Regions from separate parts of the Homo sapiens genome. Here regions 1 and 2 are each linked to region 3. Evidence: chromatin loops called from intact Hi-C (ENCODE). Cell type or tissue: A673. All regions are shown on one strand. Each heading gives the region's core, and the rest is flanking DNA. Links, peaks and the distances in the headings are about the cores only.

Region 1 (10,808 bases), core at 3,156-8,155, 110 kb after region 3:
GTATGCTACAAGAAAATAGAACACATGTTGGGTAAATATAAGCATGCTCTCAAAGAAACCAGAATGGACAAGGTTTCATTCGCTTCACATCTACAATAAAACAAGCCAAAATATGGAGCCATATGTAGGTGAGCTTAGGTTTAGTTAGGAGCTTTCTTTCAAAAATGACCATGGCACAGTGCAAAAAGTGCCTACATTGGAGGGAGGGGGGCATTCTGATTTTTAGCAAGTGCCATTTAGTTATCATTGTCCTCATCATTGGCAGGGTCTGGGAATGACATTCGCCTGCCTTGAGCAAGCTAAGAGCTTTCTTTGAAAAAGCATCCCCAAGTGAAGGGGCTTTATAATCTCCACACTGAGGTCAGGAAACTGAGAAAGATGGCAAGACATCGTACCTAGGATTACACAGCTAGAGCTTGATTGCACCTCAGTAAGTCCAGGTTTCCCTGAAACCAAATGGAGCATCTTTCCATGGAAACCTAGAAAAAGTAACATATTTTCTCAAGTTCACCAGACCCTGGAGGGGTTGCAACTTGAACCAGGAACCCCATTTTTCTGGCTGAGTTCAGATTCTTCCCTTTCAGTTTGCTGGGAATAGCTCCCTCTCTTAAACCTCCTGACCATTTTAAACTTTTGGTCAACTTTCCTTCAACAACTCTAGTCTCTGGTATTTCTGCTTTCTATGTGAAAGGGAATAACTTGATAACCTTTAAAATCCTTCTTTAGAGAAGAAAGAACTAGCCATTTATATTCCTGCTGCAATCCTCATGGCTCTGCCTGCCTCTGAACTGGCTTTCTTGGCTCCGTGATCCTTAGGCTTTGTTAACAACCTCTCTTTGAGGTTAGGGTGAGGAATAGTAATTCAGCTATTCACAGGGGCTGCTGGAGGCAAGCCTGAAAGGTGTCCAGAGAGCCAGCAGGCACGGGCCATGCTTTCAATGGACAAGGGCAAGAGTCAAGAGTCATTTCCCCATGTGGTATGTATGTGAGTGTGAGAAAGAAAGAGAGAGAGATGAGAGAGACAGAAGAGAGATTATGGGAGGGGCAGGAAAACATCAATATATGCCCTTCCAAAATAAATTTAACTTCTAGGTAGAATCTTAGTTTCCAAATAGGCTTATGGAATCCTCACTTTTTCCAATTTCAAAGCTTCCTGTTGCATCCAGCGTTTCTAGAAACACTCCTTTGTAGAACAGCAGCACTGTAAGAACAAAGGGACACCATAAAATAGAAATTGGGACACAACGCATTCTTTTCCAAACAGCAATATATCAAAGGCTTGGTTCTCATCCCACAAGGGGAGAGGCTCCTAAGGTTAGGCATGGTTTGAGTATTGCCTTCCCACCTGCATGCTATGATCTGAGAAAATATAAAAACCCAGCACAGAATTGCCAGCACTCTGAATGTGTAAGGAAGACTAAGACCAAAACTCCAAGAGTCGTCCCTGTGGGTGGCTGGCATGTCAGAACTCAGTGACCCCATGCTCTGACTCTAGCTTTTTATTTTCCCTTTGGGGCAACCCAATTTGCTTCACATTGACACCATTACAACAGACTCTAGGCTGTGGTGTCTTGTTTTCTATTTAAGATCTCTGTCCAGGCATTCATCTCTTCCTTTGTTCCTTTTCATATAGTTAAGACAGGCTCTCTTTTCCAGAAGACTTTATTGAACCCTAAAAGATGAAGAATGGAACATAAACTCAGTGAACATAAAGGCCATTAAAGTGAGCATGGGTTTGGGGGGAAAGGGAATCTGTTTTTACCTGCATGTTTCTCTCTTGTGAAACTCCTTTAAGCAGTGACACAAAAGAAGACCTTATGCCAAGTTCCAACTTGAAGCTCATCAGTTAAGGCTTGGATGCATAATGTATACATACCATGGAATATTATTCAGCCTTAAAAAAGGAAGGAAATTCTGATATATTCTACAACATGGATGAACCTTGAGGACATTATGCTGAGTAAAAATAATGCACTCAGAAAAAAAACAAATAGTGTATGATTCCACTTAAATGAGGTACTTAGAGCAGTCAAATTCATAGAGACAGAGAGGAGAATGATGGCTGCTAGGGGCTGGGGGAGAGGGAGAAATTGGGAATTACTATTGAATAGGTACAGTTTCACTGAAGTCACTTTAAAACAATTATGGGTTAACCATCTTAACACTGAAAAAGTGGCTAAGATTGTAAATTTTATCCTATATGTATTTTACCACAATTAATTTTTTTAATTGAAAATGTTGAGTGTATTTCAACAATGATTTCGACTTTTCAGCCTGGTTCCATTGCCTTCATTGATGTTGGAATCTTCAGATCCCACCAATAGGGATCTAAACTACAAGTTATTTTCTCGACCTTGTTAGAGACAAATGAGATTCTTTATTAAATGATTTAAACTGATTTTTTTTCAACTAACTTTTAGGTTTAAACAATCAAACTCACTACTCCAGTGAGTGTTTGTCATTCAAATTAAGAATTAGCCAGGCATGGTGGCTCATGCCTATAATCCTAGCACTTTGGGAGGCCAAGGCAGGTGGATCACCTGAGGTCAGGAGTTTGAGACCAGCCTGGCCAATGTGGTGAAACCCTGTCTCCACTAAAAATACAAAAATTATTGGGGCATGGTGGTGGGCGCCTGTAATCCCAGCTATTCAGGAGGCTGAGGCAGGAGAATCACTTGAACCCGGGAGGCAGAGGTTGCAGTGAGCTGAAGTAGCGCCATCGCACTCCAGCCTGGGCAAAAAGAGCAAAACTCCATTAAAAAAAAAAAAAAAAAAAATTAAGGATGCCTGTCAGGGTAAGCACAAAACAGAACTGAGGCACTGTGGCATGAATGACTTTCAAGAAGGTAACACCAAATGAAGAGCTGGAAAGAAGATCTGCCTTCCTTTCTATGAGTTAATTATCTTGTCCGTTTCTTTTTCTAGTCATTTAATAAATAATATTTTGCTTATCGACCTTTTTTAAAATCTTGGAACAATAAGAGAGATACTTTCATTTCTTCATCCAATTTCAAAGTCTGGAGAAAAAAAGACATGCATGCACAACTAAGTAATCAACGTTAGATTCTGCTGACATTTATTAAGCTCCTACAGTAGGCTAGGAAACAGGCACATAAAACTACATGGCCATGAGTTTCTAATTTAATTCTGTTTCCTAACCAAACTGAATCAAAAGGCTATTGTTTTTCCCACATCTTCAACAATTCATTTAATTCCTGTATTAATCTATGTTTCGAAACACCCACCCTGGTCATCCCTTATCCTGTCTCACCAAAATTATTACTCCTGCTCTGTTGCAGCCACACATTTTTGTGGACTTCCATGGACAGGTTAGGGGGAAGAGATTTGGATGTCATCATGATCAGTAGATGACTGCTCAAGAATATAGATACTAAGACCACAGGAGGGGTGAGGAAGGAGCCTTGAAGATCCCCAGAACCCAAAGAAGTGGGCAGAGAAATAGAAGGACCAGAAGAGAGAGGAGGGAATTACCAAATTCAAAGTACAAGTTTGGAGAGAAAATGATGAGCAACAACATCTAATGTTGCCAAGTAAGATGAGGAGTAATGAGTCCTTCAGCTGTGATACTTGGGAGGTTCCTTGGATTTTAGAAAATCACTGCCTTAGACTCGGGGTGGTGAAAGTGATAGTGACACATGAGTAGAATGCAGTACAATGAAGCAAATAAATGTGGATAGTTCTCTTAAGACAATTGACCCGGAAATGAATGAGGCATCTCAAAGAAGAGTAGTCTCAAAGGGAGATGAATGGATCCAACGTTTGGAGGTGCTTCTTGTGGCATCTGTTGTTGAAAGAGACTTTTGTAAATGGAGTAATTTTGAGAGAGAGCAAGAGAGAGGAAGAGAAAGAGAGAATGAGAATGAGGATATATTCAAGACTCAGGAATTAAAAATGTGGTCAGAGGAGGGAAGATTCCTAGGGTGGTGATGGGTGAAAGCCAGAACCAGGCACACACCGAATAGGAGAAAAACGCTTTTACATAGAAAAAGTGCACCAGGCTCAATTCTCCTTCTTCCATAGAGCCCTCCATCTAGACCTCAGCTCGCCTAATGCCAATCCCCTTTCTTACCGTTGCAGAGCCATGTGCAGGGTGAGTGTAGAGCAATTATTTGTAGAGAATAAGAACAGAGAGATGATGCTCTGCATGGCTCAGAAACAACTTCTGCATGAACTCCTCTTTGGAGGCCTGGGTGTGTTGAGCCAGTTCACTCCAGCGTGGGCAGCAGACACTCCAGCCCCAGCTATGTCTGCCACTCTCTGAGTCTCCTTCCTTGCCTCTCTCCTTCCCGTTTAATTTCAAACTCTCACATTTCTTGTGCATTTCTCCTCTTAAGGACAGAGACACTGGGTCATTCTGTAATGTGCTGGAAAAATCCACAATCCTTAATAAAAAGGCAGGCAGAACCTTTCTTCCCCACAGCAGGGGTAGCTGAGCAGTGCTTGGCCAGGCAGAGGGAGGGCCATCTCTTTATCCCCTCCCCTTCCCTTGTCCCCCAGGGGGTACGTTCCTGGAAGCACTAATGGTTCTTAAGTTTAGGCAGTGTCCAGCTGTGAAGTGAGGCTCCATTCTTCAAAGAAGTCAGCAGCCACCTGCTCTGCAGGAGACAGGGGAGAAATCGAACCCTCAACTAGAGAGACAGTGGGTGGTACACTCTGGCTGCTGGCTGCAGCCACCTGCCTCCCATCCGTGCAGCTGGGACTGATGGACCCAACCAAGAGGTTCAGCCCAGCCCCTGGAAGAAAAGCTGGCCCCTCCCAGAGGGCATGACTTCCTACTTGTCAACCTAGAACTTCACCATTGTCATTGACCCTGATCCCAAGCCTCCTCCTGAGAACTCAGTTTCTTCCTCGTGCCAATGACAGCTGCAGCCTATGTCCTAAAAAACTGAGTCCCTAGACATCTGCCGACCTAGAGATAAAGCCCTTTGTCCCCCTTGCCTTCACTGTCCCCTGTGTAGGAAATGCATCCCACCCCTACTCATGGGCCCTATTCAGGAGTCCCTGTTCCTGCTGCCTAAGCTCCCCAGTCCAAGTCACAGACAGCAGTCTCCTCCTGCAGTCTCCTTGCCTGACAACCTGCCCTGACACCACCCTAACACCGAGGGGGCCTCCTGAAGCTGACTGCTCACCTGAGCCCCACTACCTATGACCAGGCTTCCTAATTCCTCAGGTACCTCAGTGGTCCTGTCCACAGGGTGGCTGGGAGGCTGCAGTGAGATGGAGAGGTAGAGCGATGCCTCAATGCCCACACATGTCCATGGTGGGGACCATTGTTGTTGCTGGTGTTTTGCTCTTGTTGAGGGCAGATTTGGCAGCCGTGTATCCCTCACCCCCAGCTCCCACTTCAATCCTGGAGCACACAATGTGCCCCTAAGACATTGCCCAGCTGGAGACAGGCAGACAAGCCTAGATTTGAGTCCAGACAGACTTGAGTTTGAATCTAAGCTCGCTTATTATCTGTGTGACTTAGAGCAAAATCACTTAACCCCTGGAGCCTCCGTTTGTTCCTCTATAAAGCCTCCCCTGTGGGTTTCGTGGGATAATGAAATGAGATGACATAGGAAACAAACCTGGCACTTTTAGGCATTGAAAAGAACCCTGTACTCGTGCCTGTCCTGTCTTCTGGAAAAGTAGGCAGAGCCACCTGGCTTTGATCCAAGACCACCCCAGGGATTTCCCCAGGAAAAGACTTCAGATGCTTTCCCCAAAGGGAACCACAAATGCCGGCAACACACCCGAATCTGCCTCCTTCACAGGCCTGGGGATGTGTTTGATGTAATCAACAATTGCCTATGCCTGTGAGCTGAATCCCGACACATAGGCTCACTTCCGACAACGTGCATATGTTCCTCCAAATTAAATGGGAGCCTGGGGAGCAAATGACTTTTATCAGGATGTGGGGTCAAGAACTGCCCTCCTGCTCTCCTACAATGGGTTATTTACAACTGTGTGTTTCTCCCAGTGCTGCTTGTCAGCTGCTAATAGCATCCTATTAAGAAAGAACTGGAAGGAAGGACAGCAGAGGCCTCCACCAGCCCCTGCCCACTGAGAAGGGGCTGAGACAAAGTGCAGGGTGAAGTGGAAAAATTCAGGCTCTGAGGTCTGACTGCTGGGGCTTGATTTCCAGCTTACTAGTTTGGGACTCTGGGCAAGTAACTTTATCTCTTTTGAGCCTCTGTTTCTTCATCTGTAAAATGGCCATTATAACATTATGAGAGACAGCAGTGCGGCAAAGTGAATGGCATGGTGCTGACATTCCACAATGCTGAGCAACATTAAAATTAGCTGGAGTTGAATGAGCAGTACATGAGCTCTGGGGTGTTCTGTAATGGAAAGAGATGGAAGGCAATGGCAAGAGAAAGCACCTACTCTGTGCTACTTTTACATATGCTATTGTATTTAATCCTCAAAACAAGCCAAAGATGTGGGTACATTATTGCCATTCTTTTTTTCCCTCTTGAGATGGAGACTTGCTCTGTCTCCCAGGCTGGAGTGCAGTGGTGAGATCTCAGCTCACGGCAACCTCCACCTCGCAGGTTCAAGCGATTCTCCTGCCTCCACCTCCCGAGTAGCTGGGATTACAGGCACATGCCACCACACCTGGCTAATTTTTTGTATTTTTAGTAAAGACGGGGTTTCACCATGTTGGCCAGGCTGGTCTCGAACTCCTGACCTCATGATCCTCCTGCATCAGCCTCCCAAAGTGCTGGGATTATAGGCGTGAACCACCACTCCCAGCCATTATTGCCATTCTAAGGGAGATGACTGAAAGGCTCAGAGAGGTTAAGTGACAGATTGAAATCTGCATCAATAGCAAGGGATGTGCAGCCACATGCTTATGCCTCCTGAGCACCTCTTTTTGCCAGCATACTGGGGGTGCTGCAGGAGGACTGGGAATTCACAGGTGGGCTGGGCTGCTGCCTGGACAACCTTCAAAGGAGACAGGAAATGAGAAAATGGGGCTGACTCACTAAGTCAGGACACCCGTCCAGGACAAACCCGGAAGACTCATGAGCAGGCCCGCAGGCAGTTCCTCATTACCACATCCCACTGCTTGGAGCAGACAACAGCAAGGGAAGCCATCTGGAGGTTAGGTCAATGCAGCTAGGTCTGCCAGAATGATCCAGATCAAAAAGCCTGCACATTCCAGCTCAGCCTTTTTCCAGGGTCTAGCCAAGTCTCCAGCCCTTCCTGCATTCCATTCCCTGTGCCTGGAACACTCGACTTCCTTTGGTTTGGCCAGTTCCTACCTGTACTGCAGGTCTCTTGTGTAACATGCACTTCCCTGAATCCTTACTGGAATATCCAGTGTGGATGAGCTACTTGGTCCTGGGCTCTCACAGCATCCTGCATTCTGCCTGTCCTACAGACCTACTCTCTATCTGACTGGCTGCCTTCTGTCCGGGCTCTAAGCTCCAAGAGGAGAAGGACTGTGTCTGTTTTGCTACCATACAGTGTTGTTAATATCAGTATCCAATGATTTCATCATTAAAGGAGATGATGTGTGAAATCCTTAGGACACTGCATGATGATGTGTACATGGGTAAGGAGTGATGATGGAGGTGGCCCAGCTGCAGTTCTTTGCAGTATTGTAGGATATAAGCTGTTTATGGACATGCTTCTGAATTGATTCATTTGTGCATTTTTGGCACCAGGCACTGCTATACACACAAAAAATCCAACAAGTGCCAGATGATACCACAAGTGGCAGGTGATTCACTGGTGAGACAGGGTGCCCCGGGAACTCAAAGGCAAAGTGTGGATCTTTTTACCTGGAACCAGCAGGAAAGGCTTGTCTGACAAACATAAGGTGGGACTTTCTGGACATTGGAGAATCATTATAAAAGAGGCACAGGGGAGCAGTTAGTGAAATTTAAAGCAGTTCAGTTCAAGAATTATAGCATATTCACACATTTTACCAAAGCCCCAAGAACACCAACATCTTGACCATGGAGAAGGTGCAGAGGGATGGACTCAAAACTTCATCCCTGCCCTGTTTCCTTCTTGGTTGGGAGTCTAGGTTGGCTGCACTGCAACCTCTGCCTAGTGTTTAAATCCTGAGTTTTGGTGAGTATTGTTATCATTGACAGTTTCTGAGACAACTGCAGCCCTCTGCTTCCTGCTGTGGCTGAAACATGACAAATAGAGAACTTCCCTGGGGAGGGGGTTGCTTCAGGGAACCCGTCCCAGGCTGAGACTGTCTTCCTCAAACCGCCCATCTCCCCCCAGAATGCCCTTCCTTCTTATTCAGGTATGATTTTTAAAATGACCAGGCTTTGAGCTAAAAATACAAATGCTTTATGTTCCTCCATGGGGGGAAAAATAAGACAAGAGAATCTATGAAAGTAACAAGGAATTTCATCCTTCAGTGGACTTTAGAATGGATATTTTAGACTCAGCCATCCATAAACATCGGGTAATATCATACTCTTGTAGTGCAGAATGAATTCCACAGAACGGGCCACAAATCTGCATTAGACCAGCAAGGGGGGCTCTCTGCGAGCGAGCGTTCAAAGATCTAAGGGATGACTGGAACCCTCTGTGCCCAGCTAAACAGATTTCACAGGCAAGAGCCCATCAACCAAATAGCACCAACCCTGGGCAACATTCTGCTAGGCCTGTGTAGAGGGGAGAACGCAGGCCATTAGCTCGGGCAGCTGGAGTCAGCTGGGGACTTAGAGCCGAAATCCTGCTCATGTCAGACCCTGCTTGTGACCTGCCCTGGATCCCAGTGACTACACGGCTTGCAAGGCCCTGGATGACCTGGTACCAGCTGCTGCCTCTGCATGATCCTACCACCCCGCTTCAATTCTGGGATTGTGGCATCCTGTCCTCCTCTCTCCATCCTCCAGAAGCCCCAGGATACCTCACTTGCCATTCGCTGGGCCTGCCTCAGTCCTTCCCCAGGCTTTCAGTGCTGAGCTTCATCATCACACCCTCTAGGAAGCTCCCTTGATCCCCAGTATGGATTAGCTGCCTTTTCTGCAGTGACATGTTGATTCCAGGCAATAAATGCCAAGCCTTTCACATGCTCGGTGCCACCTTTCTCTCCAGCCTCGTCCTCGCCCAGGCATCCTCCCCTGCTGCATTAGCCAAGCTCCCTGATACATACTCACATCTGGGGCTTCTGCCAAACTGATGAGTCCCTCTTCCCTGAGCCTGCCAAGATCCTTCTCTTGTCTGAGCCACTGTCCATGCAACGCCCCTCGGGACATCCTCACCTTTGTCAAACTGAATTAAAGAATTAAAGCCTCCTCCTCAGCCTCCTTCAAAAATCAGCTCAAATATCACTTCTTCCCAGAAGCCTCCCCTTACCAGGACCTGCAGAACTGTTCTCCCCTACCTGTGCCCCTCCCCTTGGCCCCTGATGCCCCTCACATCTCCTCCTTGCCTCAGCAGCAGTTTACCCCCAAGCATGTCCCCAAGTGAACAGATAAGCATCTATCTCAGCTGGGCCTAAACCACCCTTAATATCTCTGGTATCTGCATAGCTCCCAACACACGGAAACTTACCACACTCTGAAATGAACAATAAAATAAAAGGGCTTCCTTCTCCTGCTTTTCTGAGCTAGTAACTTTATCAAGAAGAAGAGGCTTGCTGTGGCTGAAGGTACCATAGCCTTTACTTCTACCCCTGCACTCTCTTTAGGATCAAAGAGCAAGGCAAATACTGCCCCAAATTGATTGCGTCCAAATGCAACCATCTCCTGCCATTTTAGATTTGGGAAAAGGAGGTACAGTATGTTTCATAAAGCCAGCATCATGCTGGATTTGCAATATCTACCAAGCCCCCCTGCTAATTGTTCTACTTTCCTTATCTCTTTTACGCCTCACAACAACCTGATGAGCTAAGTTCAATTGCTCTCATCTACAGAGCAGGAAACAGACAATGAGAGTTTAGGTCTCTGCCTGGCCAGGTCACGAGAATGCTTGATCATCAAGCTGGCTTGCAGGCTTTGAGCTCCAGGGGCCTAGGTCCAGAGCTGGAGTTTGGGACTGCCACACTATCCCCACCTCTCTCCATTGGGATTTCTTCGGCACGTATTTGGATTCTGTTGGAGCTCAGAGAGATTGCACAGCCTGTACACACTTAGATCAACTTGTCAGTGGCAGGGCTCGCTCACAACAGATCTTTTTCATCCCTCCTCCCTCGACTCATGAGGCTGACAGAGTGGTATATTGGATTTCCAAAGGCATCTTTCAGTAGAAAAAATATTTTCTTTTGATCACCCTCTCTCTTCCCAAAGTTGCAAAGGTGGGAGATCAAGTTGCCAACTGGAATTCCATTCATCAAGGAGATAAATATCAGCTATCTACTCCCCCAGTGCCACCATCAAAGAGCACATGTCAGCGGGTTGGCAGCTAGTGGCTGGCAGGACAAGGAGGCCTGAGACCGAGACTGGGGAGGGGCCTGTGTTTGAATCCAGTCTCTGCTACTACCCTCCCATGTGACCTTCGGCAAGCCACATCTCCTCTTTTGGCTTTTGTTTCTCCGTCTGGAAAGCAAATGTGGGTTCCATGAACAACTAAGTTGACCAAATAAATGAACTGATGAATGAATGAATGAATGATACAGTACAATGAGCCATTTTTCTGCTCTAAGAAACTATGACTCTAAAATATTTTTCTAAAGCAGAGTTCATTCTGTTGGCCAAGCCAGAACCCCAATCATCTGCAGTAGGACCAGCATCTAAGTTTCACATTATACCCACAATCTCTCTTTAATTGAGAGGGTGATTTAAAGCACCAGGACTTTAGACCCAAAGAGCAATGTGAGGTCTGTGAAT
Region 2 (10,808 bases), core at 3,739-8,738, 70 kb after region 3:
TCCCTGGAACATTTGTTCATCTGCAGAAGTGTTATCTTCAGGAGCAAATCATCATTGGCTTTTTCACATTCATTGGGTCTACATTGATGGAGCATCATCAAATCCTTGCATGCCATGGAGGTTTGCACATCTAGGTTGATAAGAAGGCTGGGGGAGTGAGTTTCTTCATCTGCCCCTAGTTTCTACATCATTCTTTAGGTTTTCTCACAGAACACTCAGGTCTCTTCTAGGTATACCCACCTGTACAGCAATGTGACCATGGTGTCTAAACTCCCTGCATAACCTGGCCCAAAGACACTCCCAGCCCATGAGCTATAACGCACCCACCTATCCACACAGCAGTGCCATTCTAAGGATACATCCACCTGAAAACCCTCCAAGGTAGCAGGTTCTCAGCCTTGACTGCACATTAGAATTGCCTGTGGAGCTTTTAAAAAGACCCAGTTGAGCTGTACTCCAGACCAATTAAATCAGAAGGTTTGAGGGTGGGATCAGAATCAGTGATTCTTAAAGCTCCCCAGGTGACTGCAAAGACTAGTTGAGTGGCAAGTTAGTGGCCGGCAGTATGTGCATAACCTGGAGCTTGTTAGATGTGCAGAACTGCTGACCCCACTTTAGACCTACTGAAAGGGAATCTATATTTTAACAGGCTGCCCCAGGTGACTTATCTGTGTATTAAAGATTAAGAAGCACAGCCCAACCAGGGTTCTCAAGCTCATGCATGCATCAGAATAGCACCTTCAGAGCCTGCTAAAATGCAGATTGCTGGGTCCCATCCCCAGAGTTATTAAATCACAAGGTCTAGAGTAAGGCTTGAGAATTTGCTCTTTAATTATAATTTCAACTTTTATTTTAGATACAGGGGTATATGTCCAGGCTTGCTACATGAGCATATTGCATCTAGGTGGTGAACATAATACCCATTAGGTAGTCTTTCAACCCACGCCCCCTTCATTCCTTTGCCCTTTAGTGGTCCACAGTGTCTATTATTACCATGTTTATGTCCACATGTCCTCAATGTTTAGCTCCCGCTTATAAGTGAGAACATATGGTGTTTGGTTTTATGTTCCTGCATTAATTTGTTTAGGATTATGACCTCCATCTCCATCCATGTTGCAGCAAAGGACATGATTCCATTCTTTTTATGGCTGTGTAGTGTTCCATGTTTCCATGGTACATATGTACCACATTTTCTTTATCCAATCCACCATTGATGGGCACCTGGGTTGATTCTATGTCTTTGCTAATGTGAATAACTTGGCAATAAACATACAAGTGCATGTGTCTTTTTGGTATGATGATGTTTTCCTTTGGGTATCTGCTCAGTAAAGGGATTGCCAGGTTGAAGTTTGAATGGTAGTTCCGAGTTCTTTAAGAAATCTCCAAACTGCTTTCCACAGTAGCTGAACTAATTTACATTCCCACCAACCGTGTATGTGTTCCATTTTCTCTGCAGATTCAACCAGCATCTATTGTTTTTGACATTTTAATAGTAACCATTCTAACTGGTGTGAGATGGTATCTCATTGTGGTTTGAATTTGCATTTCTCTGATGATTAGTGATGATAAGCATTTTTCCATATGTTTTTGTCCATTTGTATATCTGCTTTTGAGAAGTGTCTGTTCATGTCTTTTGCACATTTTATAATGGGGTTATTTGTTTTTGCTTGTTGATTTGTTTAAGTTCCTTATATATTCTGGATATTAGGCCTTTGTTGGGTGCATAGTTTACAAATATTTTCTCCCATTCTATAGGTTTTCTGTTTATTCTGTTAGTTTCTTTTGCTATGCAGAAGCTATTTAGTTTAATTAGGTCCCACTTGTCAATTGTTGTTTTTCTTACAATTGCTTTTGGGGACTTTGCCAAAAATTATTTGCCAAGGCCAATATTGAGAAGGGTATTTCCTAGGTTTTCTTTTAGGATTTGTATAGTTTGAGGTCTTCTGTTTAAATCATTAATCAATTGTGAGTTAATTTTTGTATAAGGTGAAAGGTAATGGTCTAGTTTCATTCTTCTGCATATGGCTAGCCAACTATCCCAGCACCATTCATTAAATAGGGAGTCCTTTACCCATTGCTTATTTTTGTTGGCCTTGTCTAAAATCAGATGGTTGTAGGTGTGTGGCTTTATTTCCGAGTTTTCTATTCTGTTCCATTGGTCTATGAGTCCGTTTTTCTAACAGTACCATGCTGTTTTAGTTACTGTACCTTATAGTGTAGTCTGAAGTCAGGGCGTGTGATATCTCTGGCTTTGTTCTTTTGCTTAGGATTGTTTGGCTATTTGGGCTCTCTTTTTGTTTCATACAAATTTTAGAGTAGTTTTTTCTAAATCTGTTAAGAGTGATGTTGGCAGTTTGAAAGGAATGATGTTGAATCAGTAAATTGATTTAGGCAATATGGCCATTTTAATAATATTGAGTCTTCCAGTCCATGAGCATGGAATGTTTTTTTCCATTTATTTGTGTCATCTCCAGTTTCTTTCAGTAGCGTTTTCTAATTCTCCTTGTGGAGATCTTTCATCTCCTTGGTTAGCTGTATTCCTAGGTATTTCATTTTCTTTGTGGCTTTTGTAAATGGGGTTGTGTTCTGACTTTGATTCTCAGCCTGGATGCATTGGTGTATAGAAATGCTACTGATTTTTGTACATTAATTTTGTATCCTTAAACCCTGGTAAAATCATTTATTAGTTCTAGTAGCCTTTTGGCAGAGTCTTTAGGGTTTTCTAAGTATAAAATCAAATCGACAGCAAAGAAAAATAGTTTTATTGCTTCTTTTCCTACTTGGATGCCTTTTATTTCTTTCTCTTGCCTGATTGCTCTGGCTAGGACTTCCAGTACTGTGTTGAATAGGAGTGGTGAGAGTGGGCATCTTTGTCTATTCCAGCTCTCAAGGGGTATGGTTCCAAGTTTTGCCCATTCAGTATGATGTTGGGATGAGTTTGTCATGAATGGCTCTTGTTATTTTGAGGCATTCTCCTTCAATGCCTAGTCTGCTGAGGGTTTTTATCATGAAGGGATGTTGGATTTTATTAAATGCATTTTCTGTATCTATTGAGATGAAAATTTGCTTTTCTAACAGTGATGTGATGCTGGCGATCCCAGGTGAGGATGATATCACACAGAGATCACATTTTCAGATACACTGCTCTCTAAAGCACATATAACATTATCCCCAAATCTTTTTTTCTCCCAGTAATGTTTTATGAGGACATAATAATATATTGAAACACAGAGAATATTGCAGTTACTAAGGAGATACAATCCCTGACTTCACGGAACTTAAATCCTAGAAAAGGTCCAGACAATAAACAAGAAAATAACTAAATAACTGAAATGAAAATTACAGATCATTTAAAGTTTTTATGAAAGGTATATTAATATATACTGAGTGGCGAGACAGTGGGTGGCTAGGAAATACCATTGTAGATCAAGTGGTCAGGGATGAGCTCTAAGAAGGAATTGCATTGAGCAAAGACCTCATGAGTGAGTTGGTGAGTACAGCAAAGGACAGGAGGGATAGATTCAGGGCAGAAGGAAAAGCAAACATAAGTGCCCAGATTCAGGGTGGGCTCGCCACACTCCAAGTAGGATGAAGAGTCCAGGGGATAGATTTCCCTCTCCATCTCCTAGATCCACACTCTATTGGCTGTGTGATTTGGAGAATGGAACTTTTTTTTCCTCTTGGCTTGTTTATTCATCAAGCTTTCCTTATAGGATTCTTTGGAAGATTAAAATTCCATCAAAAACTTAATTCACACTTTTTGCACACAAAAGTTACACTTGCTTGCTGATACCAATTTCTTCACTGGGGAAAGAAAGCAGAACTTGCCAACAGTGAGTGAGACATCCCTCTTCACTGAACCCCATAATGGAGACATAAGATGGATGAGATGTTTTCTCTGCCATCAGAAAACCCCCAGCCACATAGGAAGGAAAACAGCAGGAGGAAAGAGAGAAGACTCAAGAGACAAAGAGAGCAATGATAGCTGCATGGATTTGGACTGGAGAGTAGAACACAGGGGTATCCCAAGGACTGGAGCAGTTCAGGAAGGATCTTGAAAGATGCAGAACTTCAGGCAGGCCTTAAATGAAGAGTTTAAGCCCTTAAATGAAGGGCTATAATAAGAGGATACAGGCAAGGGGACCCTATAATTTTGCCTACATGTTTTATTGAAGAGCTAGATGCATGCATCTGAAGATGACAGTACCAGACAAATGTCAAACACCTTCCAGAGTTTATGGACCTCATTAGTTAGGCCAAATATTTTCACTTCTCATCTCTGTCCTTGACTTCTGCTGTGAACTGAATTGTGTTCCCTCCAAATTCTTATGTTCAAGCCCCAACCCCCAATGTGACTATATTTCAAGACAGGACTTTTAGGAGGTTATTAAGATTAATAATAACCTCATAAGAATTGGGCGTCATGTCCTTATAACAAGAGGAAGAGACACCAGAGCTCTCTCTTTCTCTGTACTTATAACTTGCGCTATATTGGCACAAATACAGTGTGAATGCACACATCTCCAAGCCAGGAAGAGAGCCCTTTGCCGGAATCCAAACCCTGCCATGCATTGATCTTGGACTTTCCAGTTCCCAGAATAGTGAGAAAATACATTTCTATTGTTTAAGCCCCCTAGTCTATAGTATTTGTTGTGGGACCCCAATCTAAGACACTTTCCAGGAAGCATAAAGACGAAATTAATTCCCATTTAGTGTAAATATAGTGGCACAAGTTTTATAAATAATGACTTTCATCTTTCATCCACAAACTTAATGGTATAATATTAACTATTTTTTAAAATTATCTTAAGTAGGAAGTTTTTTGTCTTATTTCCCGCCAGACCTAGATTTGAAAGTTCCACATTTCTGGCTTTGAAAGAAGAATTCTTCAAGTAACTAAGCATTCATTTTCTTATATAAAATGGAGATTATAAAAAATGGCTATTTTTGAGCTTGTTGTATCACATTAGAAAGAAAATGATAGGTGGAAGTGAAGGAATTAGCTCTTAGTATATGGTAAGTGTTCCATAAGTGCTGGTTTCCTCTCCTCCTGCACTATGTGGCTTACCCCGGACTGAACAACACAACTATCCTATATATGATTGGAAAATGACATTCCCACATGAAAGGCTTCGCTGAGGTTCAGACTCTGGCTCCCTCCCATCCCCGACCCCAGTTAAATGTTGCATAAATGATCCCCAGCCCACACACATTTTTTACCCTAGCTGGCCTCTAGGTAAATAACAGCTGCCATTGTCTTCTATTAGGCTTATTAGAGATGTTTTATCATCCAAGCCCCTATAGTTGCACAACTATAAACAAAATAGCCTTACCAGGGGAATCTGTGGCTCTGTCTTCATGGGTCCTGAAACTGATGAGTGAATTGTCAGTGCTTGTGAGCCCTGCAGCCTTGTGTCAGGGGAATCCTCCTCTTCCTGATTTGGATGTTCTCTGGTATTTATTATGTTTGGAATGTCAAAGAATATTCCACAACCCCACTTCCCTTCTTGTCTTTAACTCTCTGTGATCCCAAAAGGAACACCTTTAGCCAACAGCTGTTCATAAGTGAGTAATGAAAAAAATGTATTTAGAGTGCTCTCTTAAAAGCCTAAGAGAACAGAAAGGCAGCCATGAAGCTGGGGTTGTTCTTGAAAGCCTGACCAGTTAGCTCAGTGTATAGGAGTGAGGGTTATTGTAACCCAATTCCGTGAGGATGTGTGAGTATGAGGAGTCCACCCCACTCATGCCCAAGATCCATCTGCAGCCCCCAGACTGATCAGGTTGACCTCACATGTAGAAGCTAGTGCACATCTGAGAAGCTCAGTGACAGCTAGGGTGCAGACGCCAAATTGATACCCAGGTGCTGATCTGAGAACCTTCACTGGGCTAAAATGTTTGAAACGTCTGTACCTAGCTCTCATGGTGCCTACTTCTCAACATCTGTTCCTGGGTCTAACTTCAGGAGCTGGGTCTGTTTCAGGGCTAGCTCTGAATTGGAGCTGTGGGTTTCTGGTGCATCCGGCAGTTAACATCTGTGTCTGGCCACTGTAGGTGCCAGATATAATCTTCTTATGCTCCTCTATGCTGTAGTGCAGCTGATACTTTTGGTACTTGTGTCACATCCTCCTGACCTGCCTCTGATTTCAGCCACAGCTGTGGTGGACAGATCTATTTACTCTGAGAACCTCCACCTTAATTAAAGCACAGGGCAGAGGGTCCAGGTGGATATCTTATCCCAGCCCCAGCTGTACAGCTATAGATACAGAGACAGCAATAGAGATCTTAAAGTGGGGTTTATGGACTAGCATCATAGGTTTTACCTGAGAGATCTCAGATCCGATACCAGACCTACTGGATCATATTCTGCATTGTACAAAGAGCCCTAGAGTCTTTTCAAGCATGCAAAAATTTGAGAAATACTGGTCTGGATTATTTTATGTCTCTGTAAAGTGTCTGACTCATCAAGCCTCTCCCCACTCACCCTTCATTCTGGATAATGATGGTGGCCCTAATATGAAATGGAGTAGACAAGACTCTTTTTTTAAAAGGAAAGGGAGAAACTGCCTCATGCTGTTCCCATGTTGTATTTCATTGTCAAACATCAAGAATCATTCAATTAATTAACTTGGAAAACAAAGTTACTTTAAATTATTGAATGCAGGTTCATTCTGGTGCTTAAACACCAGCAGTGCCAGAAAGAATAATTTCCTGAAAGCTTCCTATTGCCACAGAAAGGAAGTCATTCTTGAGGAAAAAATAACAGCTCTAATATAATCGCTTTTCATTTGCACTCATTCAGGAAGTTGCCAAATGTTTGCACTCACTCATTTGATCAAAAAGTTGCTTTCTTGCTACAATTAAAATGTATGATGGCTGCTCCGTTAGCCACTTCATGACACTGGTCCAGACATTGAGAATTTTCCAGCTAAACTTCTCTGTTATGAATAGGCTTTAGGCTGTTGAAGCTGGGATAGGCATTACGCATGAATCTGGACCAAATCCTTTATTTTATAAGAAATACACACAGTGTGTAGGCAGACACACACACATACCCAGAGGCTTCAAGGTGCTTGAAGGAATTGATCCACTGGAATTCTATTACAAACCCTTCAATTCTGAATACAAGGCTCTTCCTATGTTTTTTAAAAATATATGAATGTTTCTTTGATCAAAAGAAAAATCGACAGCTAAGAAAAACCAGTTCATTCGATCCTTATCTATCTATCTATCAGTGACTGTTTGAAACCAAAGAATATTCATTTGAGCAAATTCAGATATCCTCAGTATATGACTTTTATCTATTGTAATAATTTTCCATGCAAGTTCTGTAAACGATGACTAACATCTGTCTCTCTCTGTCATGGCATTAGGGATTATTCATTCCCTTGAGGTTGGGCTAGTTTTGTTCTTCTGGATTACCTGTAATTATATTCCAAAGATAGTTTGCTAGGCATAATTTATTATCTTTTCTCTGTAAATAAACACTACTTCTGAGTCCTCAGTGACTTCTAGTTCCTGCCTGCCTTTACATATTTTGGGAGCAGCAAAAGGAGACCTTCTAGTTTGGTTCTCAGAAGCCCCAGCAATCACCCTACAGGCCTCTGGCTCTGATTTACTCCAGCTCTTAAAAATCATCCTTTTACAAGGTAGGTTTACAGGAAACTACCTATTGCCAAGTTCACCAAGTTATAAGGGAGGAAATGCATAGGATCACACAGAGGCAAACCCCACAAATTAAAAGAGGGGAGAAGTCACATCTCCTAATACAAGTGATACCTCTTGTATTGGTCTGTGCTCACACTGCTGTAAAGAACTACCTGAGACTGAGTAACTTATGAAGAAAAGAGGTTCGATTGACTCACAGTTCTGTAGGCTTAACAGGAAGCATGACTTGGGGGGCTTCAGGAAACTTACAATCATGGAAAAGGTGAAGGGAAAGCAAGCACCTTTTTTCACATGGTGACAGGAGAGAAAGAGAGTGAAGAGGAACATGCTACATGCTTTTAAACAGTCAGATCTCGTGAGAATTCAATCATGAGCCAGCACTCAAAGGATGGTGCTAAACCATTAGAAACCACCCCCATGATCCAATCACCTCCCACCAAGTCTCTCCCTCAACACATGGGGATTACAATTTGACATGAGATTTGGGCGGGGACACGGAGCCAAACCGTATCACCTCCTTATCTCAACCAAAATATTTTTACAGTATATGCATTGCCAATTCTGACCACCATTACAACCCCATAATATGGGCAAGTCTGACGCATTGAACTCCATTTTATGGAAAAACAAACAAAAACAATAAAAGTTTGAGACTCGGAGAGTGAGAGAGACAGAAGAAGAGAGGACTTGTCTGCCCACAGAGTCACCCTTTCAGTGTCTACTGAGAGCTCTGGTCTGAATGATTCTATGGCTGAGAAAATGTCTGATCCCAAGAAGTACATCAGCCCCCATCTGCTCACCCCCATTCCAGATCTTTCCAGACTGACTGCGCTGAAGAACTGAAATGGTGTGTATATGTAAATGGACCTGAAAGGCAGTGGTTCTTCAATACATGGCATTTCTTATGATACAGCCACCATATGTGGAACATGATTATTTATAACACTAAATTCTGTCTTCTCAGCTGCAGGTTGCTTGTTCTCCCTTTAAAATCACATACATGCAGCTTATTTGACCACTAATACATTGTGATAGCTCAGAGCAAGTCCTCACAAATGGAACTTGCCCTCTAATTATTCAGAAATATAATGAAACCCATCATCAATCTCCAGGTCGGAGATACCCTGGGACCCCAGCAGCAGCCCTGGCATTTACTCTCAAGCCGCAGTCACTTGGATGAGAATTGTGGCAGATGCTCAGGTCCCCACCACAGCTGACCCAGGGCTAAACGAACCCCTCCGGGATATGTCTCTGTCTGTTGCATGCTGGGAAGACAGGGGTTTTCTATCATTGCTATGAGTCCAGGGAACCCCCAACACATACACACATGTTCACATACTCACATCCGTAAGATAAATCAATCCATCTGCTTAAGAATCAGACTAAGAAGGAAGGGCCCTTAAGCTACTATTCCAAACACTGCCACATAATCACAAAAGATAAACTTGTTTGTCTCACCACTTCCAATGAATCATGAGCTCTAATTTGTAGTGATGACTGGAGCTGCTGTGCCTCTTCTTACTCTGTCCTTTACTCTCTTTGTTTTAGTCTCTGCTAAGCCCTGTACTGGGCAGTAGGGTGAATGAGATGGGCATCACTGGCCCCTTCTCAGAAAGAGAGACAAACTGCACACAAACTCCCTTGCATAGACACTAAAAATACCAGGTGGAGATAGCCCCACTCACTGGGAGCTGGGCACCATGCCAAGTTCCTACATCATTCATGGGCCTCACCTAGCCAAGACCTCACCCCAGCCTATGAGGCAGGCTCTGCTGTCATCTCCATTTTGCAAATGAAGAAACCGAGGCTTGGAGATGTTTATGGACTTTGCTTAAGTATAGCCAGAGTCGTCCATGCTCTGGTCATCCTACCATATAGAGGTAACCACAGAGTGTTACAGGGACACGGAGGAGGGGCTCAAGCTGAGAATGATAGAGGTGAAGTAGAGTCTGAATAGGCTCCCTGCAAAAGATAATAAATACATGAGATCAGTGGCTGAAAAATGAGCAGGAATTAGGCAAGGAAAGGAGGGTGGAGACAGCATCGCAGCAGAGAGAGCACGGCATGGGCAAAGGCATGGTAGGGAGAGCAGAGGGAGATCCCAGGTCAGTTCCCAGGCTGCACACCAGTCATCCCTGAGGGAGGGAGAGTGGATGTGGAAGAAAGGGAGGAGGGGAGTGAGAGAGGGTAGAGCAGTCTCAGGAAGGGGCTCACTCAGCCATGGAAGGCAGTGATGTGGTGATGGCAGGTGAGGGGAACTAAGTCCCACAGGAGAGAAATGTGGGGCTGTTTCCGGTATTCTGATGTAATAGGACCCTACCTCCCTTCTATACACACACCCTAAGCAAGTAGTCACAGAGGGCTGGAGATCCAAACAGAGCCACGCGGGCTCAGGAAAGGCAGCCAGATAGATGGGGATGGGGGCTGCAGCATATGGTTCTAAGGGGCACTTCCAGGGTGGAAGAATATTTTTGTTCCAGTTTTCAAAGAGCTGAAGGGCTCATGAGAAACAGCCCACAGAGGCATGTGGAGCAAGAGATGGAGGCTTTTCTTGCAGACCCAGGCTACTCTGGGGCCCGGTGGTCACAAGGACATTGGATGACCAGAATTCTGAATAGGAGAGAGGGTCTGAGACCAGCTCCAGTAGTCCTGGGCAGAGCCTGCAGTTGCTTCTGGGGCTCAGCCCAGTGCACACTCAGAGTCCAAGGCTCTGTTTTAGTCTCTGCTAAGCCCTGTATCGGGCAGTAGGTAACTGAGACGAGCATCACTGGCCCCTTCTCAGAAAGAGAGACGAACTGCACACAAACTCCCTTGCATAGACACTAAAGACAGACATCCAGATACCCTTTTCTCTGGGTCAATGAAAGGCAGGAGGGCCCAGACCAGATACTGCTCAGATGCTTTCTCTAAGTGGAACCTCTCTGCACAAGATGCCTGTAATGCCCTCTAAGTGAGCATGAAAGAAGGAGCTGACAGTTCTGGGTCACTAGCACTGTCCCCAGATGTAGATACAGGCAATGTGTGACAAGGGAGGACTGGAGGAGGAGGTGAGGTCCTGGGGAGGGCTGGGGAAGGGGGATTCTCCCCATGAGGGTCATTCCCTCAGTGATGCGGTAAAGATGGTAGTAGTAGCAGAAGGTCGT
Region 3 (10,808 bases), core at 2,735-7,734:
CATGATCTTAGATCACTGCAACCTCCGTTTCCCAGGCTCAAGCGATCCTCCTGCCTCAGCCTCCTGAGTAACTGGGACCACAGGCAAATGCCACCATGCCCAGCTAATTTTCATATTTTCTGTAGAGACAGGTTTCACCATGTTGCCCAGGCTGGTCTCAAACTCCTGAGCTCAAGTGATCCACCTGCCTCAGCCTCCCAAAGTGCTGGGATTACAGGTGTGAGCTCCCAGCCATCTCATATTTAATGTCATTCTTAAATTATCTAGAAACTAAGAAACAAAGGATAAAAGCTTCTGCACAGTCAGAGAAGGCAATGTTCATTCTGTTCCCTCTTTATTTGCACATACTTATTCAGGTTTTTCACTCTTATTTTACACAGAACTCAAATGTCTGTAATTACCTGATATTCAAACCCACAGCATATTAGAAACAGTAACTGGAAAGAGAGAAGAGTGGGTACACGAACAATTAGGCATAAGGATTTAAAACACGAAACCATCTAGAAACATTTAGTTCAGGGGCAAAGTGTCTTTGTGCACCTCAGTTTCCCCTAACAGCTTTAGTTTATTTAAGCAGAGCAGCATAATCTGTGCTCATAAAGATATTTCCAAATTATTTTTTAAATCCAAATAATGTTGTGTATACTGCACTTGAAATAGTGGCAATAGTTTTTTCTGTTTGTGTGCTTGTTTGCTTGCTTTTAAAATATTTTTCATTCAAAACAGTCAAAATAAAATAAGTAATTGCTTCAGTGTTTAAAGCGCAGAAGCCTTGGATCTATGGAAAGTAAGAGTACCCAGTATAACTCATTAACTCAATAAACATTTACTGTGTAAAAATTGTACATCAGGAACCGTGGATGGAGAAATAAATAATATTGATCCCTGTCTTCAGGAAGCTCAACATTTAATTTGAGAATATGTCCCCAGGGATCTGCATTGCTGAGATTTTTATGGTATAAAAGGATGATGGTTAAATCCTTCCTGTTCTACGAGTCTTAGGACTCCCAGAGGTGAGCACCACTGAATCAAAGCCTTGAAGTTTGAGAAGAAGCAACAGGATTCATATATTAAGGAAAGAAGGAAGGAAGGAAGAAAACAGGGAAGGAAGAAGGGAGGAAGGAAGGAAGGAAGGAAGGAAGGAAGGAAGGAAGGAAGGGAGGGAGGGAGGGAGGAAGGAAGGAAGGGAGGGAGGGAGGGAGGAAGGAAGGAAGGAAGGTAGGTAGGTCTTGGAGTCAGAGAAGTTGGTACATCCCCCATCTCTGCTACTAACTTTCTGATTGACTTTATAAACCAGTCAATTTTTCTGGGTCTCATCAAATTTTTCAGAAGGAAGGAAAGAAGAAAGGAAGGAAGGAAAGAAGGAAGGAGGGAGGGAGGGAGGGAGGGAGGGAGGGAGGAAGGAAGGAAGGAAGGAAGGAAGGAAGGAAGGAAGGAAGGAAGGAAAGGGGAAAACTGAAAAAGGTTGGCCAGACCGAACTGGAAGCTGGAGGGTAAAGAAATCCCCTGGTGCAGATGGTAGAGGTCAGGCACAGAGCAGAGTGAAAACAGAGCACGTCTGGAGAGGCAAATAGAACATGTTCATTCCTGCCACACTGATCCATTCCAACATGGAGTCCACTTTGCTCAGGATCAAAGGACATTTTCCCATTAGCATCAGAAGTGGTCTCATGATCCTTCTCAGCAAGCCCTCCAGGCAGAGTAGAGTCATTGGTTAAAATTGGACCGTAAGTTGGGCCATATTTCCCATCCTTGCCCAACACAGTCTTGAACCTTCTTTCATATTCTTTTTTCGTTGGTTTGATTGTCTTGATTTTAGTAATGCCTTATCACTTTTTGAAAGGTGATTTTAACTTGTGTTTGCTGAAACCACCATATTGATAATGCTTTGTGGATATAAAATATCCAGAGAGACAGAAACATTGTCATGAAAAAAAAAGCACTGGACTTTGTTTTAGAAATCTCCGTATCTTACTAACGAGATTGGCTGATCTTGGACAAGTCATGTGCTTCATGGGAGCCTAAGATCTAACCTATGTGTAGTAGGAATGATGAAGTTACCTCCCAGAACACCAAGGATGTTAACTTTTACAAGGGAAAAATACAAAAAAAAAAAAAAAAAAAAAAAAGGTGCTGCATGATTCATAAGAAAGTAGTGATTTTTTAGTTTAGTTATTATTTTTTAATAAGGCATCATAAAGAGGTGAAGAGATCAAGCTGTAGGTTAGAAAACAAGGCTTTGAAACTTGGCTCTGGAACTTCCTAGCTGGGTGACAATGAGCAAATGTCATAATCTTTCCAAACCTCAGTTTCCTTATCTACAAATGGGAATGACTGCAGCACCCACCTCACAGGCTACTTGTTTCATGATATTCAATGAGGATAACCAAAAGCATTAATTATTACTGCCTTGTTATGGCTGCAGAGGATGCCTTCAGAGCAGGGAGCAAGTCCATACGTTATTCACTAATTTGATAGCATTTATTGTGCCTTGTCAGGGTCTAAGATTTATGATTTAGCTGGAGACAGACATCAACAGGCCTTTCTACTTCTCCTGAGACCACAGCCATAAACAAAATTAAACTCCTGAGTGCTGTTCCCTCCAAACATTTCTCCTCAATTTTGTTTGCCCAAGTTTCAGAGACCATTACTTCAGTCATGATTTTCAATGTGAGCTGATTGAAATCACTGGTCTTGGAGTCAGAGAGGTTGGTGCATCCATCCCCCATCTGTGCTGCTAACTTTCTTATTGACTCTATAAACCAGTAAATTTCTCTGGATCTCATCAAATTTTTCTGAGGAGAGAAACGAAGGAAGGAAGGCAGGGAGGGAGGGAGGGAAGCATTGATTTACACCAGACAACCCACTAAAAGTTTTCATTTTATAATAACTGTAACACCATCAACCATTCTTTGAAAGCACATCTGTTGGCTTCCAGAGTTTCTTCATCACTCTTAGACGTGGAAGGTGTTTAACAAGCTCAAAAAGACACACAAATATCAAGCACCTACTCTGTGACTGGCATCAGATCTATATTTAATACACTTTGGGTATTTTCTGAAACAAAGATGATTTTCCATAACCAATTCCCAAACCAAGAACATGCATGCATCTGTGTCCGGCAGAGTGGAAGTAATGAACATGAATGCCACCTTTGTTAAATTCTGAAATGGACCTAAAGGTGCCCGAATTCTATATAAAGTCATATTGCTAAGCTTTGATTCATACCTAATTTCCTCAAATGGGAAGGGTGGAGGATTAGTTGAATGAAGGGCTGCTGTAGAAAGAGCAACACATGTCTTCTTGGCGAATGTCTGCTTTTCTTCCAGTTATTAGAGTTAATGCCAGCACAGGAAGGGAGCAGCAGGGGCCAGAGTTGTTTTTCCCCTTAGAGCAACAGGGAGAATGTACTGCAGATAAGAGTCACCCGAGTGTTTGGCTTTTGGAAATGGAATTAGAATTGCTGTATACATGTCAACTGGATCTGGGAAGCCTGACAATTCTTCTCCCTGCCCCCATCTCTTAATTCTGATTACTGCCAGACTGAGACCTATCTATCAGTTCTGAACGTTAAGTGCAAGAAAGGTTTCATTGTGAGGGGAGGGTTGGGGGGAACTGGCCTTATTTTACCAGGAGAAGGCTATTATCTTGCAACAGCTGTTTATAGTTAACTGCAGCCCATACTTAAAGCCTGAATGTTAGAGCCTTATTTAGTGCCTGTGGATTTGTGGTGAACAGAGTCAGGCTTAACTCTTTCTTCCCCACGTTGCTAATGATAGAAATGAGGTGGAGGGGATCTGCAAACAAAGAGGGTGACACGGAAGAGGGCTGGAGCATGGAAGCAGGGCAAGCAGTTATTTCAAATGAGGGTGACTACTGAGGTTTTACTGCATGTTAGGGATGCATGGAGCATGTTGCATGCATTATTTCCATTAATTTTGACCATCAGCACTCTGATATTGATATGATTCCACCTATTTCACAGGGGAGAAAAAGGAGGCTTAAGCAAGAACGCCAGGATTCAAGTCCAGAAGAATTCAACTGCAGAACCAAAGCTCATAAACCCTAGATATGTATCTTGTTAATTCAGAAGCTTTAACTGAGGATATTCAAGATGGCCTGCACTGTGCTGGCCTAGCTATCATGGATAGAGGGTTTCCACCCCACAGGACCCTTAGGCTGGCCAGAAAGGTAAGCGAATACAGTTGATACACTGAGGATGGAGAAAGGCAGTGAAAACCACATAAACTTCTCACTCTAGGGGAAACAGAGTAGATCAGAACTCAGAGGAATTTAGGGAGGGTGGCAGAATTTATACAAACGAAGCTCATTTCAAGAAGAGAACACAGCTGCTGAAATACATACATACATACACACACATACATACACATGTATATACGTACATGCATTGCAGAGAGAAACACTCAGAATTGTTTCAGAGAGGGCTGGGAGGGGTAAGCAGGGCCCGAGCCCCAGGAGCACTCTGGCTGCCCCTGCACAAACTTAGACTTGATTTCTACAGGTGACAAGCAACAAGGTGGTCAGAGCTACATTTTAGAAAGGTCACTCTGGCTGCAGGGGCAACAAGGTTGTGGAGGTGGCAAAAGATGTCAAGAAAAGTCAGTACATTCTATGACAACCCAGGGAAAGGAAAAAAAGGCCAGAACTATAGAAGTGGGCAGTTGGGAATGGAATCAAGAGATGTGTTGCAGGTAGAACAAGTAGAAATGTGTTCATTTCTTTGCCTCTCTAAAGACTAAAGAGAGGTTAAATTTTCCAGCAGGAAGTTGGAAGGAGCATTGCTCAAACCACTAACCCAACCCCAAATGATATACATTCCTGAGGGTTACAATGCTAACCAGTGGTGTTGGGGGTGGCAGTGAGACTGCACCAGCACACACACACACACACACACACACACTTTCATTTACTCAAAACGTCTGGAATTTTTGCTCTCCTCTTTGTTTGACTCCAACATCTTTTCTGATGACAAAGAAAACCAAAGATTTTGAAATCCATTGTTGAGCACAAAGAGAGGCGGAGTAAGAGGGTTGTGGGGGAAAAGTTGGCCGACTCTGAACTTTATACCCTGCCTTGGTACCCAACAATTCGCAGTGGGAGAGAGAGTAGCTTGCCAAAGAGCTCTGTGTGACTGGGCTAAGCTAGAAGAATATGTAAAGTTCAAGATGAAAAGACAGCCCTCACAGCTGAAAACAGAGCTGGGAGCTAACAGAGCTTGGGAAAGGAGACTTCACAAAGAAAAGTGCTTATCTGCAAACTCGTTTCTCTGCAGCAAACGCTCCCAGGACCTCTGGCAAAAGGAATTCCTGGACACAGGCCTTTCCACTGAGCTTTTAGTGATCTGTGGTTAATTACTTCTCGCCAGGCTCTCTTCTACAGCCAATCCATGGGGCAACCTGCAGAGGCCTGGGGTAGAGGTTTTGCCATTTTAATTCCAACATTCAACAAAGTTAAAGTTTTACAACTGCAGAACTGGGAAGAACCTTACTTCTCCTTCTACTCAGAATTCCTAATTTTTGCTGGAGTGGTGGGTCAGACAATACAGGGAGAAAGGCCAGGCTGCCTGTGAGACAGCAGCATCTGCTGCCTGCAGGGGGCTGGGGATACCAGCAAGGGGTGTCTCTCCTGCTGTAAGGAAGTCCAGGAGAATCTGACGGTCACTCAGCAAAAAGGGCTGTTCTGGTCTGCCCCAGGGCATTCTTGCAATTGAGCCACAGATTTGCTACCATTGGCCAAATGGACTAAGGCTTCTTCCAGCACTGCATCCTGGACTCGCATGATTTTACATCAAAACAAAACAAGTTTCCTGAAAAGAAGGTGTTTTAGACAGGGTTCTCCAGAGAAACAGAAAAGCATGTCTATTCTATCTATCTAGCTATCTACCTATGTATCAATACTATCAAGAGATTTTTTAAAAATTGGCTCCTGAGGCTACAGGGGACAGCAGGTCTGAAATTTATAAGCCAGGCCAGCCCATTCAGGTCAGAGTGGATGTTGCAGTCTTGAGTCCAAATTCCACAGCGCAGCAAGATGGAAACTTAGGCAGGGTTTTTAATTTTGCAGTCTTGAGAATTCATTCATCAGGGAACTTCTGTCTTTGCTTTTAAGGTCTTTAACTGATTGGATGAGGCCCACCCACATCTCTTAAAGTCTACTGATTTAAATGTCGATCACACTGTTAAAATACCTTCACAGAAAAATTTAGACTAGCATTTGACCAAACGAGCAGGCACCATAGCCTAACCAAGTTGACACATAAAACTTACCATCATAGAAGGTATTACAACAGTGTGTAAAGCAAGACAAAAGTCTATATATTGTGGAATATATAACTGGCAAAGGATTGAGATTAATACAGGACCATGCATTTTATTGTACTCAAAACCATTTCAGATAACTGAATTTCCTACACACTAGAGAGAATAATGACCCCCCACCTAACTCAAAGATTCCCAGTCCCCTGCCCCACTTGCAGTCCCCACCAACACACCCACTAGAGGCCTATTCCTCCAGGAGTCCGGGGTCCCTATCAACCTCCCTTGGACCTCAGACAGTGGGCAGCACTGACCAGTGACATACACCAAGTGGGGATGTCCTCCAGCCTGGGAGACCCTGTGTGCTAGGGATAAAGTCGCTGCCTTCAAATTTTTGTCTTTTCTTCCCTAACTAGGGTTTAACTCAGGCCATTCTACATCTACCTGCACCCCCACCCCTATTTTCAGCCTTCCCAGATCAAGCTGACATGTATACAGCAATTCTATTTTCATTTCCAAAAGCCAAACACCCGGGTGAGTCTTATCTCTGGTACATTCTCCCTGTTGCTCTAAGGGGAAAAACAACTCTGGCCCCTGCTGCTCCCTTCCTGTGCTGGCACTAACTCTAATAACTGGAAAAAAAGCAGACATTTGCCAAGAAGACATATGTGTTGCTCTTTCTACAGCAGCCCTTCATTCAACTAATCCTCCACCCTTCCCATTTGAGGAAATTAGGTATGAATCAAAGCTTAGCAATATGACTTTATATAGAATTTGGGTGCATTTAGGTCCATTTCAGAATTTAGCAAAGGTGGCATTCATGTTCATTACTTCCACTCTGCCGGACACAGATGCATGCATGTTCTTGGTTTGGGAATTGGTTATGGAAAATCATCTTTCTTTCAGAAAATACCCAAAGTGAATTAAATATAGATCTGATGCCAGGCACAGAGTAGGTGCTTAATATTTGTGTGTCTTTTTGAGCTCGTTAAACCCCTTACAAGTCTAAGAGAGATGAAGAAACTCTGGAAGCCAACAGATGTGCTTTCAAAGAATGGTTGATGGTGTTATAGTTATTAAAATGAAAACTTTTAGTGGGTTGTCTAGTGTAAATGAACCTTCCTTCTTCCTTCCTTTCTTTCTCCCTCCCTCTGTCCTTTCCTCCCTCCTTTCCTCCCTTCCTTCCTTTCTTCCTTCTTGTATTTTATTGATTACAATAACTCAAAACTTTTAGTGGGTTGTCTGGTGTAAATGAATCTTCCTTCCTTTCTTTCTTCCTTCCTTCTTCCCTCCCTCCCTCTCTCCCTTTCTTCCTTCCTTCCTTCCCTCTTTCTTTCCTTTCTATTAGCTATTTTTTTCTGATGTGGTCATGTATTTGACCACGAGGAGAATTCCAATGCATTTCAAAAAGCATAAGTTACACAAAACTTCTTGTTTTGCCACTATAAAACAAAATTAGAAATTAAGAAGCAGCAGCCAGGTGTGGTGGCTCACACCTGTAATCCCAGCACTTTGGGAGGCTGAGGGGGGTGGATAGCTTAAAGCCAAGAGTTCAAGACTACCTGGGCAACATGGCAAATCCTCATCTCCACCAAAATTACAAAAATTATTTAGTCTCATGACCGTGTTTCAAAAAAAAAATTAAAAAGCAAAACAAAACATATGAGATAACAAATACATATATAGCGATTTTTCCTGATGCACTCCCTCCCTCCACTGCCCTCCTTCCCCCAATTGTGGGTTTTTATGTTCCTTCTTATTTTAAACCAAGAGATAACAAAAGGGAAAAACATTTTAGGGAGACATAAATTCAAAAAAAAAAGTCGCTGGAGCCAAGATGGCCGAATAGGAACAGCTCCAGTCTACAGCTCCCAGAGTGAGCGATGCAGAAGACGGGTGATTTCTGCATTTCCATCTGAGGTACCGGGTTCTTCTCACCAGGGAGTGCCAGACAGTAGGCGCAGGACAGTGGGTGCAGCACACCCTACGCAAGCGGAAGAAGGACGAGGCATTGCCTCAGGAAGCGCAAGGAGTCAGGGAGTTCCCTTTCCTAGTCAAAGAAAGGGGTGACAGACGGCACCTGGAAAATCGGGTCACTCCCACCCCAATACTGCGCTTTTCTGACGAGCTTAAAAAACGGCACACCAGGAGATTATATCCCGCACCTGGCTCAGAGGGTCCTATGCCCACGCAGTCTCGCTGACTGCTAGCACAGCAGTCTGAGATCAAACTGCAAGGCGGCAGCAAGGCTGGGGAAGGGGCGCCCGCCATTGCCCAGGCTTGCTTAGGTAAACAAAGCAGCCGGGAAGCTCGAACTGGGTGGAGCCCACCACAGCTCAAGGAGGCCTGCCTGCCTCTGTAGGCTCCACCTCTGGGGGCAGGGCACAGACAAACAAAAAGACAGCAGTAACCTCTGCAGACTTAAATGTCCCTGTTTGACAGCTTTGAAGAGAGCAGTGGTTCTCCCAGCACGCAGCTGGAGATCTGAGAAGGGGCAGACTGCTTCCTCAAGTGGGTCCCTGACCCCTGACCCCCGAGCAGCCTAACTGGGAGGCACCCCCAAGTAGGGGCAGACTGACACCTCACACGGCTGGGTACTCCTCTGAGACAAACCTTCCAGAGGAACGATCACACAGCAGCATTCACAGTTCACGAAAATCCGCTGTTCTGCAGCCACTGCTGCTGGTACCCAGGCAAACAGGGTCTGGAGTGGACCTCTAGCAAACTCCAACAGACCTGCAGCTGAGGGTCCTGTCTGTTAGAAGGAAAACTAACAAACAGAAAGGACATCCACACCTAAAACCCATCTGTACATCACCATCATCAAAGACCAAAAGTAGATAAAACCACAAAGATGGGGAAAAAACAGAGCAGAAAAACTGGAAACTCTAAAAAGCAGAGCGCCTCTCCTCCTCCAAAGGAACGCAGCTCCTCACCAGCAACGGAACAAAGCTGGATGGAGAATGACTTTGACAAGTTGAGAGAAGAAGGCTTCAGATGATCAAACTACTCCGAGCTACAGGAGGAAATTCAAACCAAAAGCAAAGAAGTTTAAAACTTTGAAAAAAATGTAGACAAATGTATAACTAGAATAACCAATATAGAGAAGTGCTTAAAGGAGCTGATGGAGCTAAAAGCCAAGGCTTGAGAACTACGTGAAGAATGCAGAAGCCTCAGGAGCCGAAGCAATCAACTGGAAGAAAGGGTATCAGTGATGGAAGATGAAATGAATGAAATGAAGTGAGAAGGGAAGTTTAGAGAAAAAAGAATAAAAAGAAAGGAACAAAGCCTCCAAGAAATATGGGACTATGTGAAAAGCCCAAATCTACGTCTGATTGGTGTACCTGAAAGTGATGGGGAGAATGGAACCAAGTTGGAAAACACTCTTCAGGATATTATCCAGGAGAACTTCCCTAATCTAGCAAGGCAGGCCAACGTTCAGATTGAGGAAATACAGAGAACGCCACAAAGATACTCCTCGAGAAGAGCAACTCCAAGACACATAATTGTCAGATTCACCAAAGTGGAAATGAAGGAAAAAATGTTAAGGGCAGCCAGAGAGAAAGGTCGGGTTACCCACAAAGGGACGCCCATCAGACTAACAGTGGATCTCTCGGCAGAAACTCTACAAGCCAGAAGACAGTGGGGACCAATATTCAACATTCTTAAAGAAAAGAATTTTCAACCCAGAATTTCATATCCAGCCAAACTAAGCTTCATAAGTGAAGGAGAAATAAAATACTTTACAGACAAGCAAATGCTGAGAGATTTTGCCACCACCAGGCCTGCCCTAAAAGAGCTCCTGAAGGAAGCATTAAACATGGCAAGGAACAACCGGTACCACCCACTGCAAAAACATACCAAATTGTAAAGACCGTCGAGGCTAGGAAGAAACTGCATCAACTAATGAGCAAAATAACCAGCTAACATCATAATGACAGGATCAAATTCACACATAACAATATTAACTTTAAATGTAAATGGACTAAATTCTCCAATTAAAAGGCACAGACTGGCAAATTGGATAAAGAGTCAAGACCCATCAGTGTGCTGTATTCAGGAAACCCATTTCACGTGCAGACACACACATAGGCTCAAAATAAAAGGATGGAGGAAGATCTACCGAGCAAATGGAAAACAAAAAAAGGCAGGGGTTGCAATCCTAGTATCTGATAAAACAGACTTTAAACCAACAAAGATCAAAAGAGACAAAGAAGGCCATTACATAATGGTAAAGGGATCAATTCAACAAGAATAGCTAACTATCCTAAATATATATGCACCCAATACAGGAGCACCCAGATTCATAAAGCAAGTCCTGAGTGACCTACAAAGAGACTTAGACTCCCACATAATAACAATGGGAGACTTTAACACCCCGCTGTCAACATTAGACAGATCAATGAGACAGAAAGTCAACAAGGATACCCAGGAATTGAACTCAGCTCTGCACCAAGCAGACCTAATAGACATCTACAGAACTCTCCACCCCAAATCAACAGAATATACATTTTTTTTCAGCACCACACCACA

The links. Hi-C counts contacts between places; a loop is a spot of excess contacts. Peaks named below come from ENCODE experiments on the same cell type or tissue, not always from the same donor. Only the 100,000 strongest peaks of a DNase experiment are listed, where the experiment ranks them.
Region 1: it touches region 3 in a loop (5-fold over the local background); 1 of 110 quality-filtered maps calls a loop at or near these places.
Region 2: a loop joins it to region 3, with 4 times the contacts of the local background. A loop is called at or near these places in 1 of 110 quality-filtered maps.

What each region holds. Positions count from the first base shown.
Region 1 is chr16:65,651,460-65,662,267 of GRCh38, forward strand. No RefSeq gene overlaps it. Among named protein-coding and RNA genes, the nearest start is that of LINC00922, 81 kb to the left of the region's middle. RefSeq lists enhancers at 4,655-5,154, 6,246-7,445. In A673, for the core only: no CTCF peak of the experiment used is centred there; DNase peaks (open chromatin) are centred at 4,522, 5,782 and 7,022; H3K27ac peaks cover 1,216 bases.
Region 2 is chr16:65,612,455-65,623,262 of GRCh38, forward strand. No RefSeq gene overlaps it. Among named protein-coding and RNA genes, the nearest start is that of LINC00922, 42 kb to the left of the region's middle. In A673, for the core only: no CTCF peak of the experiment used is centred there; a DNase peak (open chromatin) is centred at 6,677; H3K27ac peaks cover 1,964 bases.
Region 3 is chr16:65,543,025-65,553,832 of GRCh38, forward strand. The region is part of intron 2 of LINC00922 (long intergenic non-protein coding RNA 922); the gene reads right to left. Among named protein-coding and RNA genes, the nearest start is that of LINC00922, 28 kb to the right of the region's middle. In A673, for the core only: a CTCF peak has its summit at 5,626 (motif pointing right); DNase peaks (open chromatin) are centred at 3,497 and 6,877; H3K27ac peaks cover 4,974 bases.